Linked DNA regions of Homo sapiens: region 1 is linked to region 2. A link is a loop called in an ENCODE intact Hi-C map of the cell type or tissue named here. Cell type or tissue: heart right ventricle. All regions are shown on one strand. Links, peaks and the distances in the headings refer to the core of each region. The heading gives the core; the rest is flanking DNA.

Region 1 (5,376 bases), core at 348-5,347, 52 kb after region 2:
TGGAGCTAAGATTGGTTAGAGACTGGCAGGTTGGTGTCTGGCCTCAAGAGCTATCTCCAACCAGAAGCCTAAGATCTGCTTTTTGGACCTGTAGCTTCAGAAACTCAGGTTTATCAATTCTTCATTAAATGCTAAAGGCATGACTCCTGTCAACCAAATTCACAAGGGGCTAATAATAACACATAACCCATTTACCTCTCAGGACAACTGAGACTAACGATCCACCCTGGGCACTCCCTATTTGAGGGCAAGTGACTGAGGGTCATGGAGCTGCAATTTGACCTTTTGCTTTGTTTTTTTTTTTCTTTTTTTGAGACAGGGCTTTGCTCCCGTCGCCCAGGTGGAAGTGCAATGGCGCGATCTCAACTCACTGCAACCTCCACCTGCTGGGCTCAAGCAATTCTCCCGCCTTAACCCCCCAAGTAGCTGAGACTACAGGTGTGTGCCATTGTGCCTGGCTAATTTTTGTATTTTTTTTTGTAGAGACAGGGTTTCACCATGTTGGCCAGGCTGGTCTCAAACTCCTGGACTCAAGCCATCCGCCCACCTCAGCCTCCCAAAGTGCCGGGATTACAGGTGTGAGCCACTGGGCTCGGCCACCTTTTGCATTTTTGATCACACACATGATTCAGGAGACTGAATCAGTAATAAAAAACCTCCCAACAAAGAAAAGCCCAGGATCATATTGATTCACTGGTGAATTCTACCAAAAATTTAACGAAGAATTAACACTAATCATTTTTTTTCTTTTTTTATTTTGATATGGAGTCTCACTCTGTCACCCAGGCTGGAGTGCAGTGGTGCGATCTCGGCTCACTGCAAGCTCTGCCTCCCAGGTTCACGCCATTCTCCCGCCTCAGCCTCCCGAGTAGCTGGGACTACAGGTGCCTGCCACCACGCCCAGCTAAATTTGTTTTTGTATTTTTACTAGAGATGGAGTTTCACTGTGTTAGCCAGGATGGTCTCGATCTCCTGACCTCGTGATCCGCCCGCCTCGGCCTCCCAAAGTGCTGGGATTACAGGCGTGAGCCACCGCTCCTGACTATTAATTTAATTTTTAAATTAAATGCTATGAGGCCGGGTGCGGCAGTCACGCCTGTAATCCCAGCACTTTGGGAGGCTAAAGCAGGCAAATCGCTTGAGCCCAGGAGTTCGAGACTAGCCTGGGCAACTTGGCGGCGAAACCACATCTCTACAATAAAATACAAAAATTAGCTGGGCATGGTGGTGCATCTGTAGTCCCAGCTACTCTGAAGGCTGAGGTGGGAGGATCACTTGAGACCAGAAGGCAGAGGTTGCAGTGAGTCATGATCATGCCACTGCACTCCAGCCTGGGTGACAGAGTAATACCGTCTCAAACAAACAACAAAAAAAATTAAATACTACAAAAAGCAACTTTGGGCATTTAATTGGCTTCATAAACTGGATTTTCCTATGCTTGGTTGCCAAAAATCAAATTACTCAATCAACAGTATGTCCAGCTGCACACAGTGGCTCACACCTGTAATCCCAGCACTTTGGGAGGCCGAGGCGGGTGGATCACTTGAGGCCAGGAGTTTGAGACCAGCCTGGCCAACGTGGTGAAACCCCATCTCTACTAAAAATACAAAAAAAAAATTAGCCGGGCGTGGTGGCACATGCCTATAATCCCAGCATTTTGGGAGGCCAAGGCGGATGGATCACTTGAGGCCAGGAGTTCAAGACCAGCCTGGCCAACATGGTGAAATCCCATCTCTACTAAAAATACAAAAAAAAAAAAAAGTTAGGCGGGTGTGGTGGCATGCGCCTGTAATCCCAGCTACTCAGGAGGCTCAGGCACGAAAATTGCTTGAACCCAGGAGGCAGAGGCTGCAGTGAGCCAAGATTGCGCCACTGCACTCCAGCCTTGACAATAGAGCAAGGCTCTGTCTCAAAAAAAAAAAAAAAAAAAAAAAGAATATAATAGTATGTCCAATTTTATAGCTCTTGGTACATCTGCTTAATCATTTCCAAAGGGTTGTGTCAGTTTATGATGTCAGCAGCATTACTATGATTAAATATTTAAAATTTGCTAATAGGTAAATGATTTTTAAATTAGCATTCCTTTTTATTACTTATTAAGACGTATATTTTCCAATGTTGGCGTCATTCTTTTGCTGATCCCCTCCACACCCCCCGCTTTTTTAAACAAAAAATAGAGATGAGGTCTTGCTATGTTGCCCAGGCTGGTCTCAAACTCGTAAGTTCCAGCATTCCTCCCGCCTCAACCTCCCAAAGTGCTAGGATTACAGGCGTGAGCCACCCCACCCCCTACCCACATTTTTAATGACTATGGCAAAATAATGTTTACCAGGTCATTTTTTTTCTAACTGATAAAGAACTCTGAAAACAGCAGTGAGTGACACTCTGTCCTTGCTCTTCCCGGAGACAATGTATCTTATTTATCCTTCTAGAAAGTTAAGCGTAAGCACACATCAGAACAAGTACACACACCATTTTCTTTTTTTATTTTTATTTTTACAAATAATATTATGCTATATGCATTGTTCTGCAGCTTGCATTTTTCACTTTATATTTCTTAGTAGTCTTTTCATTATCAGTACACATAGCTCTCACCACATTTTTGCAATGAACCCTAATTTATTCAAGTAGACTCTTAGGACATTTCAGCTCTTTTCAAATTTGTGCTATTACAAACAGTGCTGCAATGAATGTTCTTGTACATATTTCTCTATGTACTGGTAATTAAATCATATATCCTTCTTCCACAAAAGTGAACAAAGACCAAAATACCCTGTAAATGTCTATATATGATTACATGAACATGGAGAAAAGTATGGAAGGCTAGCTACATAAATATTTAGCATGGGTTACAGGGAGAAAGGCCATGGGAGAAGGGGAAAAGAAAGTCAAGAAAAAATAAGACTGAATTACAATTACTGAATTACATGTATGATATAATCACATTTATGCACTCATGTATATGGGAGTACAAGTATAAAGAAATTAAATGAGTTTAAAAGAAAAAGTCTCAGTAGTGGAACTGCTACTTCAAAGGACATAGGCATTTAAAATGTGATACTGCCAGACTGCCCTCCAAAAAGGTTGTACCAAATATATACTCCCACAAAGAATGTAGGAGATTTTCTGTTTTCCTATCAATTGGCAACACTGGGTATCATCAAACTTTTTGCAAATATATAAAAAATGGTATCTCATTTTAAAATTTATCATTTCTTTACTTTTCCAAGTGGGAGAAAAAAAAAATAAATGAATAAGATTTATCATTCCTTTAATGAGAAGTAATATAATTAAAACTTATCACTTATTTAATGAGAAGCAATATAATTAAAAGCTGATTTTTTTTTTTTTTTTTTGGAGAGAGGGTCTCGGGTTGCAGAGGCTGGAGTGCAGTGGCGCAATCTCGGCTCACTGCTGCCTCGACTTCCCGGGCTCAGGTGATTCTCCCACCTGAACCTCCCGAGTAGCTGGGACTATAGGTGCAGCCGCCGTGCCCAGCTAATTTTTTTATTTTTTGTAGAGGCGGAATTTCATCATCTTGCTCAGGCTGGTCTCAGGACTCAAGCGATCCGCCCACCTCTGCCTCCCAAAGTGTGCCCGGCCAAAGCTGAAAATTTTAATGTCTGAGGTCCGTTTGTATTTTTTTTTTTCCCAGAGAGCTACCTTCTAATATTCTTTGTCATGTTCCATGCGTTTGTTCACCTTTTTCTAAATTACTGATTTATAAAAAGCTTTTTGTTAAGGAAAATAGCCCTTTATATTTGTAACACAAATATTTTTCCAGTTTATTTACCATATTTATGTTTTGTTTGATATCAAACTTAGACCTTTCTACTCCAAAAACTATTGGAAACAAAATCCATCTATTGTTTTCTAACATTTTAATGGTTTCATTTTTTATTTTAAAATATTTGATCCATGTGTAATCTATTTTGGCATAAGCAATAAGGCAAAAACCCAAGTCTCATTTTTTTCCAAATGGTTAGCCAGTTATCCTCAAATGGTTTGTTGACTAATCCATATTTTTCCCCATTGATTTGAAATGCTGAAATGTCGTTTTTCTTGTTTAGTAAATTTTCTTATGTACTTAGGTCTATTTCCAGACTTTCTGTTGGTTTGTACCTTCCCCCATATCATACCCTTGCATGCATATCTGTGAGGGAGGAAAATAGGGTAGTGTTCCAGAAGAGAAAAAACTTAGAGACAGGCAGCTATCTTAAAAATAGCTCCTGATCACATCACTGCACTCCAACCCGGGCGACAGAGCAGACCCTGTCTCTCACACGCACAAAAAAAATACCTCATGTTGGAAGTTCTCTGAACCTTTATTGGTTCAGGGCGCATCTCCATAAAAAAATTTAAAACAAAAACACCTTGTGTTATCATGGAGAAGAAAAATACTTGTGTACCTCTAGAGGCAGCACTATCGATACTGGCGTGGAACAACAGGTTTTAATTGCATCAGAATGAAGAACTTTCTAGAAACCACATATATTCAACGATGCACTGTTGCCTCAAATGTCGTCATTTCCTGGCCACTAACAAAGAAATTATATAGCGGATTCAAGAATTTCATAGGAGGCTGGACTCCTAGTTTGTAAAATCCTTCTTTACAATTCTCATTTTATAACAAACCAAGTTATACGCTCTACAGATACTAAAGGAAATAAACATACTTCTCGAGAAAGCTGTTTTGCCAATACGGTAACACTAAACTAAAAGAAAACAGAACTTTCTAAATCTCACCAATCCTCGTCCTCCTCCGGCTCTTGCAAGCGGGGCAGCTCTTTTTTGCACCCATCCATGTCTGTAGTGAAAGACAAAGATACACTTTCTTAAGAAAGCCAGAACTCGGCCGGGCGCAGTGGCTCACGCCTATAATCCCAGCACTTTGGGAGGCCGAGGCGGGCAGATCACAATGTCATGAGATCGAGACCATCCTGGCTAACACGGTGAAACCCTATCTCTATTAAAAATACAAAAAATTAGCCAGGCGTGGTGGCGGGCGCCTGTAGTCCCAGCTACTCGAGAGGCTGAGGCAGGAAAATGGCGTGAACCCGGGAGGCAGAGCTTGCAGTGAGCCGAGATTGTGCCACTGCACTCCAGCCTGGGCCACAGAGCTAGACTCCATCTCAAAAAAGAAAAAGAAAAAGAAAATAAAATAAAAAGAAAAAAAAAAGAAAGCCAGAACTCAAAAGCAGAGACATCTCTACATTTACATTCTGCATTTATCTTTGGGTATCTTCCCCACCTTAAAGCCGAAACTTTGCTCTGCAAAATGAAAAGGATTTAAATTTGTTTTGTTGCAAACTTTTCCCACTCAGGCCTCTACCACCCCAATCTCTTCCCACCCTGCACCCGCCCCCACTTCCCACT
Region 2 (5,376 bases), core at 91-5,090:
CACTACTGCATTGGAGGTTTGAGGCCAGCTTCTGAAAGGAAGAGATTCCCAATGGATAAGGCAACTGAGTTAGGACAGAGCACATGGGAACACATGCACAGAGGCATGGAGAGGAGCCTGTTGACTCATTTGGTGAACAAACTTGGCAGTATGCTTAGTAAGTGGGACTCTTGTTAAAGAGCCAGGCCACTGGGGCCTTGTGTGTCAGGCTCAGGGCATCGACCTATATACACAGGGCCATGGGGAAGAGCACTGTCGAGTTTTGAACAGGGAAATGATATGATTAGATTTGTATCCTGAGCAATCTTTCCATATCAAGGCAAGACTGGGCACAGGGGAATCAGGTAAGAGGGGCTGTCACAGCGGGCCAGTAGAGAGATGCCAGCTTGAGCCTCGGGAGGAAGGGCAGAGAGGAGGGAACCTATTTAAGAACATACGCTTCTGAGCACTTGTGCTGGTAGGGTTGCTGAATCATCGCAGATGCACCTGTTGCCTAGATACTACCCAGCTGCTCTCCAAAAAGGCTGCACCAATTTACGTAGGAAATGTTCTTTAGAGCACCCCAGCTATTTTTCATTCTTTCTCAGTCTTCCCATAATGCTATTGCATATTAACTGCCCTGTGAAGGAGAATCATATTCTCTGATGTGGATAAAGAAAATCAAAAGCTTCATGTTAAACTTGTGATTCCCCGTGTACTATGCATGGCTCCCCCCTGCTTTCTCTTCTACTATGCCCAGGCTCCTCAGTACATTGAAAGGTGTATCTTTCTTTATTGTTAGTCATCCCAGACTATAAATCTAGGTATACAAGAAACATTGCCTCTCTTTATTGTTTTTCTATATCAATCTAATTTCAATTCTGCACTCCGTCTTGGCAGAGTCTGGGAAATTCACCCTGAGTCATCCTCACATTTCCTGCTTCCCTGATGTCAAGAAGAGGTCTTGGGACCTTTCACGGTATCAGACATCTAGGGGCAGAGGGGTAGAGGGTCTTGTTGTCTGTAAGTTTCTGCTAAGCCATTCATTCTACCCTGTTCATTGCTGCTTCTGTGGCTGAGGAAATCTGCCAGGCAGCTGGAAGGCCTGCAGTTTCCGGTGCATCTCCCTGCACACACCAAGGGACCACTCCTCTTTGGGGAATTACCAGCTCCTCAGAGTGTTACTAGGAAGCAGGGCCCGGGGACCCACAGCTCTCTCTCTCCTCCCTCTTCTCCTTCTACCCAGGCTGTATACCTCTCCTGAGGCAATAAAGCACATAGCTGGCTTCATTTTGATAAGGTGTGGGGAGAAAGAGGGAAACACAAGGAGGGAAGATACAGGCTTCAGCCTATGGCACCTAAAGGGATAAACTGATTGTCTACTAAAAATACAAAAAAATTAGCCGGATGTGGTGGCACGTGCCTGTAGTCCCAGTTACTTGGGAGGCTGAGGCAGGAGAATCGCTTGAAGCCAGGGAGGCAGAGGTTGCAGTGAGCCCAAATTGCACCACTGCACTCCAGCTTGGGTGACAGAGCGAGACTCTGTCTTGGAAAAAATAATAATAATAAAATAAAATAAAAAGCCAACATCCAATCTAATGTTAAAATACTTAGGCCGGGCACAGAGGCTCATGCATGTAGTCCCAGCACTTTGGGAGGCCAAGGTGGGAGGATCGAGACCAGCCTGGGCAACATAGTGAAACCCGGTCTCCACAAAAAGAAAAAACCAAGCTTAAAATACTTAAGTGGGGGGTGTAGCCCAACATCATGTTTTCACAGGAAATCTCCCAGGGGACATTGCCACTTTTCCTCCTAGGATAACGACCCTTTTCTTCCTAGGCCTCTGTGGTAGGCAGAATAATTCCCCAACTACCAAAGATATCTACATCCACATCCTAACCCAGAACCTGTGTGTGTGTGAGATTACATGTCGAAGGGGAATGAAGATTGCAGATAAAATTAAGGTTGCCAATCAGCACACTTGTGACAGGGATATTCTCTTGGATTATCCAGGTAGGCCCAGTGTAATCTCAGCATCCCTATAAGTAGAAGAGGGAGGCAGAATGAACGAACCAGACAGATGGCAGTGTGAGAAGGACTTGGCCTGACGTTACCAGGTTTTAAGATGGGGGAAGGGGCCATGGGCCAAGGCATCCAGAAGTTGGAAAACGCAAGGAAATAGACTCTTCCCTAGAGCCTCTAGAAGAAACACCAAGCCTGCCAACACTTTGATTTTAGTCCAGTGAGACGCATCTCAGGCTTTTTTTTTTTTTTTTTTTGAGTCAGATTTTCACTCTTGTCACCCAGGCTAGAGTGCAATGGCAGGATCTTGGCTCACTGCAACCTCCGCGTCCTGGGTTCAAGCAATTCTCCTGCCTCAGCCTCCCCAGTAACTGGGACTACAGGTGCATGCCACCACGCCTGGCTAATTTTTTATTTTTATTTTTAGTAGAGACTAAAAATATTATTTGTTTCACCATGTTGGCCAGGCTGGTCTCGAACTTCTGACCTCAGGTGATCCGCCCGCCTCAGCCTCCCAAAGTGCTGGGATTACAGGCTTGAGCCACTGCACCCAGCCCGCATCTCAGACTTCTGACTTCTAGAACTATAAGGTAATAAATTTGTATTGTTTGAAGCCACTAAATTTGTCATAATTTTTTATAGCAGCAGTAGGAAATAAATACAAGCTACAAAAGGAAATCATGGTTTTTAATTTCTTCTTATGATTTTCAGTGTAACTGTTTCCATTCTGGGGCTTGAAGGTAGCCCTGAGCATGGCTGGTATCCTGTTTTCTCCCACACCTTAGGGTGGTGGAGGATGGGGTTAGGACACATGGTCTGCCTCTGGCCCTGGCCTCGTGGGCTTGTAGAAATCCATGTCTCCCCTTTCCCTCTAAGCCATGTAAAAGCCAAGTCTTGACTAGAGATGAGTGTTGACAGCTGCTGGATCTACAAATAGGTCCTCCTTCCAGGCCTGTGGCGGGATTGCACGTCCCAGGGAATCTCTTTAGAGTTAGGTGTGGACATGTGGCTTGCCTTTGCCAATGAAGCTTTAAGACACAGTGTACAATTCATCTCGTTCTCATCCCACTGCTGCAGTGAGCATGAAAGAATGTGCCAAGATGGGGCCACTGTCAGCGCCTGGGTCCCTGGATGACTACAGTAAGCCAAGCCTTCGCTAACCTGTGTTGTACATTTAATGTGAATAAAAAATAAAGTTCTGTTTGATTAACGCTCTGAGGTTTGGTACTTTTTGTTTCACAGCATAGCCTAGTCTGGCTTGGCCTGACAAATCTGGGTCTTTTTTTTTTTAAGAACCAGGGTCTCAGTCTGTCACCCAGGCTAGAGTACAGCGGCACAATCATGGCTCGCTATAGTTTCGAACTCCTGGGCTCAAGTGATTCTCCTGCCTCAGCCTCCCAAGTAGCTGAGACTACAAGCACACACCACCACACCTGGCTAATTTAAATTTTTTTTTCTTATAAAGATGGGCTCCCACTGTGTTGCCCTGGCTGGTCTCAAATTCCTGGGCTCAAGTGATCCTCCCGTCTCAGCCTCCCGAGTACCTGGGACTACAGGCGTGTGCCACCACACCGGGCTCTGGGTCTTACCAGATTCTCTGTCTCCTAGTCAGCCTCTTCACTCATGTGGCCACGAGAGGCAGGGCCTGAGCTTTCCTCATTTCAGACACAAACATGTGCAACGCAGACTCTGGCCCCAGCCTCACAATAAAAAGTGAGAAAAAAAAATCTGCCTTGTTTCTCTCCCCAGGGAGCTGGGAGGCTGAGGGAGCTAGGCCCTGCACAGGACCCACTAGAGAAAGAAAGGAGCATTCCTTTATGGAAGTGCCAACCTCAAAAGGGTGGAAGTAAATCCTTCATGAGGCCTCATACCAGTTAGCTTGAACCTCACATGTACATTTAATACTTTGGCACCAAAAGCACTGGCCCATCCTAAAGGTCAACTTCTCTTGCAGAGAGCCAGAGGAGAGATACTGCAGTCCCTCGCCTCCAGCCTCAGCAGTCATGACAGGGTTATCCCAATCCCCCTGGGGCAGAAGGGAGTAGACACTGACCACTGGGCCTAAACCAGGGGCTTCCCTTTTAAAAAAACAAAAACAGAAACTAACAAACAACAACAATGAAAAACATCTCTTTCCTCCAGGCAACTCCTGGCAGCTCTTGCTAGTCCTCTACGTCTCCGCCGCCCCTGGTCCTGTAGTCTCCATGTAGGGGCCAAGGCTGTGGAACATCAGCGGCTCCAGGGACCCTTTTTCTCTTGTGCTTTTCACTGCCCCTCATGCTTGCTGAGACTTTCTCCCCAGCACAGCCAGTGCTCCTGGACCTTTCACATTCATTATTATCTCACCGAGAAGGTCAAGAGGGTTAATCATTGATGTCAACGTTATGAAACTTGTTACTACTCTTAAAGATGATATTAAACAGCTGTTTTGAAATTCTCATTGCCTCAGCACTATGGTCTAGTGGCTTTCCACTCTTGATGTGCATTACAATTACCTGGAGAGCTCTTGAAAACCACCCAGAGCCAGACACTCTCCCTGGCCTAATTAAACGAGAAGCACGGGGTCCTCATTGCTCTCTATCAGGCATAATTACCTCTCCATGTCTTTGTGCGCTGTGGGTCCTAGTCCCTGACACACAAAAAGAATCAGCAGCAGCACTTGGTCAATATCCAGCCTCATCTCTCCCATCTTGAGGAGGGTCTGACAAGTGTAGCATTCTTTGAAATTTCCGAGAAATTGTTTCTTCCTGTACTCCCTTCCCATCTCCACCCCATTCTTTCTAAAAGCCTGTTTTCCTCAAATCAACATTCCTCAGAATATATTCTGTAGAGAGACCAGGGGAGCTGGGAAAAACACAGTAGTTAGTGACTGTGGTTGGCTGATAATGGCTCCCAAAGATAAGTCTGGTCCTAACCCCTGAAACCTGTGAATGCTGCTTTATTTAGGGAAAAGGGTCTTTACAGATGTAATGAAGTTAAATACTTGGCCATGAGGAGACTATCCTGGATTATCTGGATGGGACTTAAATGCCCTCACACACAAGTGTGTCCTTATAAAAGAGAGACAAAGAGCAGACACCCGGAAGAAGGAGAGCCCCCATGAAGATGAAGGTAGAACCTGGAGTGATGATCTCACAAACCCAGGAATGCCAGCCAGCAGCTGCCAGATGCTACAAGAGGTGAAGAATGGATTCTCCCCTAGAGCTTCTGGAGGGAGCATGGCCCTGCTGACACCTTGATTTTGGACTTCCAGCCTTCAGAACTTTGAGATAATAAATTTCTGTTATTTTAAGCCACCCAGTTTGGGGTGATTTGTTACGGCAGCCTCAGGAAGCTATTACAGTGACCAAATGAGTTTGGTGATTCTGTCTATAG

What was found. A loop is a pair of places that touch in the nucleus more often than their neighbours do. Peaks named below come from ENCODE experiments on the same cell type or tissue, not always from the same donor. Only the 100,000 strongest peaks of a DNase experiment are listed, where the experiment ranks them.
Region 1: it touches region 2 in a loop (2.9-fold over the local background); 2 of 110 quality-filtered maps call a loop at or near these places.

What each region holds. Positions count from the first base shown.
Region 1 is chrX:71,580,251-71,585,626 of GRCh38, reverse strand. It overlaps GCNA (germ cell nuclear acidic peptidase), which reads right to left. Exons shown (of 13, transcript NM_052957.5): 2 at 4,747-4,807. The coding sequence starts at 4,805. Among named protein-coding and RNA genes, the nearest start is that of GCNA, 4.5 kb to the right of the region's middle. In heart right ventricle, for the core only: no CTCF peak of the experiment used is centred there; no DNase peak of the experiment used is centred there; H3K27ac peaks cover 835 bases.
Region 2 is chrX:71,632,181-71,637,556 of GRCh38, reverse strand. No RefSeq gene overlaps it. Among named protein-coding and RNA genes, the nearest start is that of CXCR3, 16 kb to the right of the region's middle. In heart right ventricle, for the core only: no CTCF peak of the experiment used is centred there; a DNase peak (open chromatin) is centred at 3,016.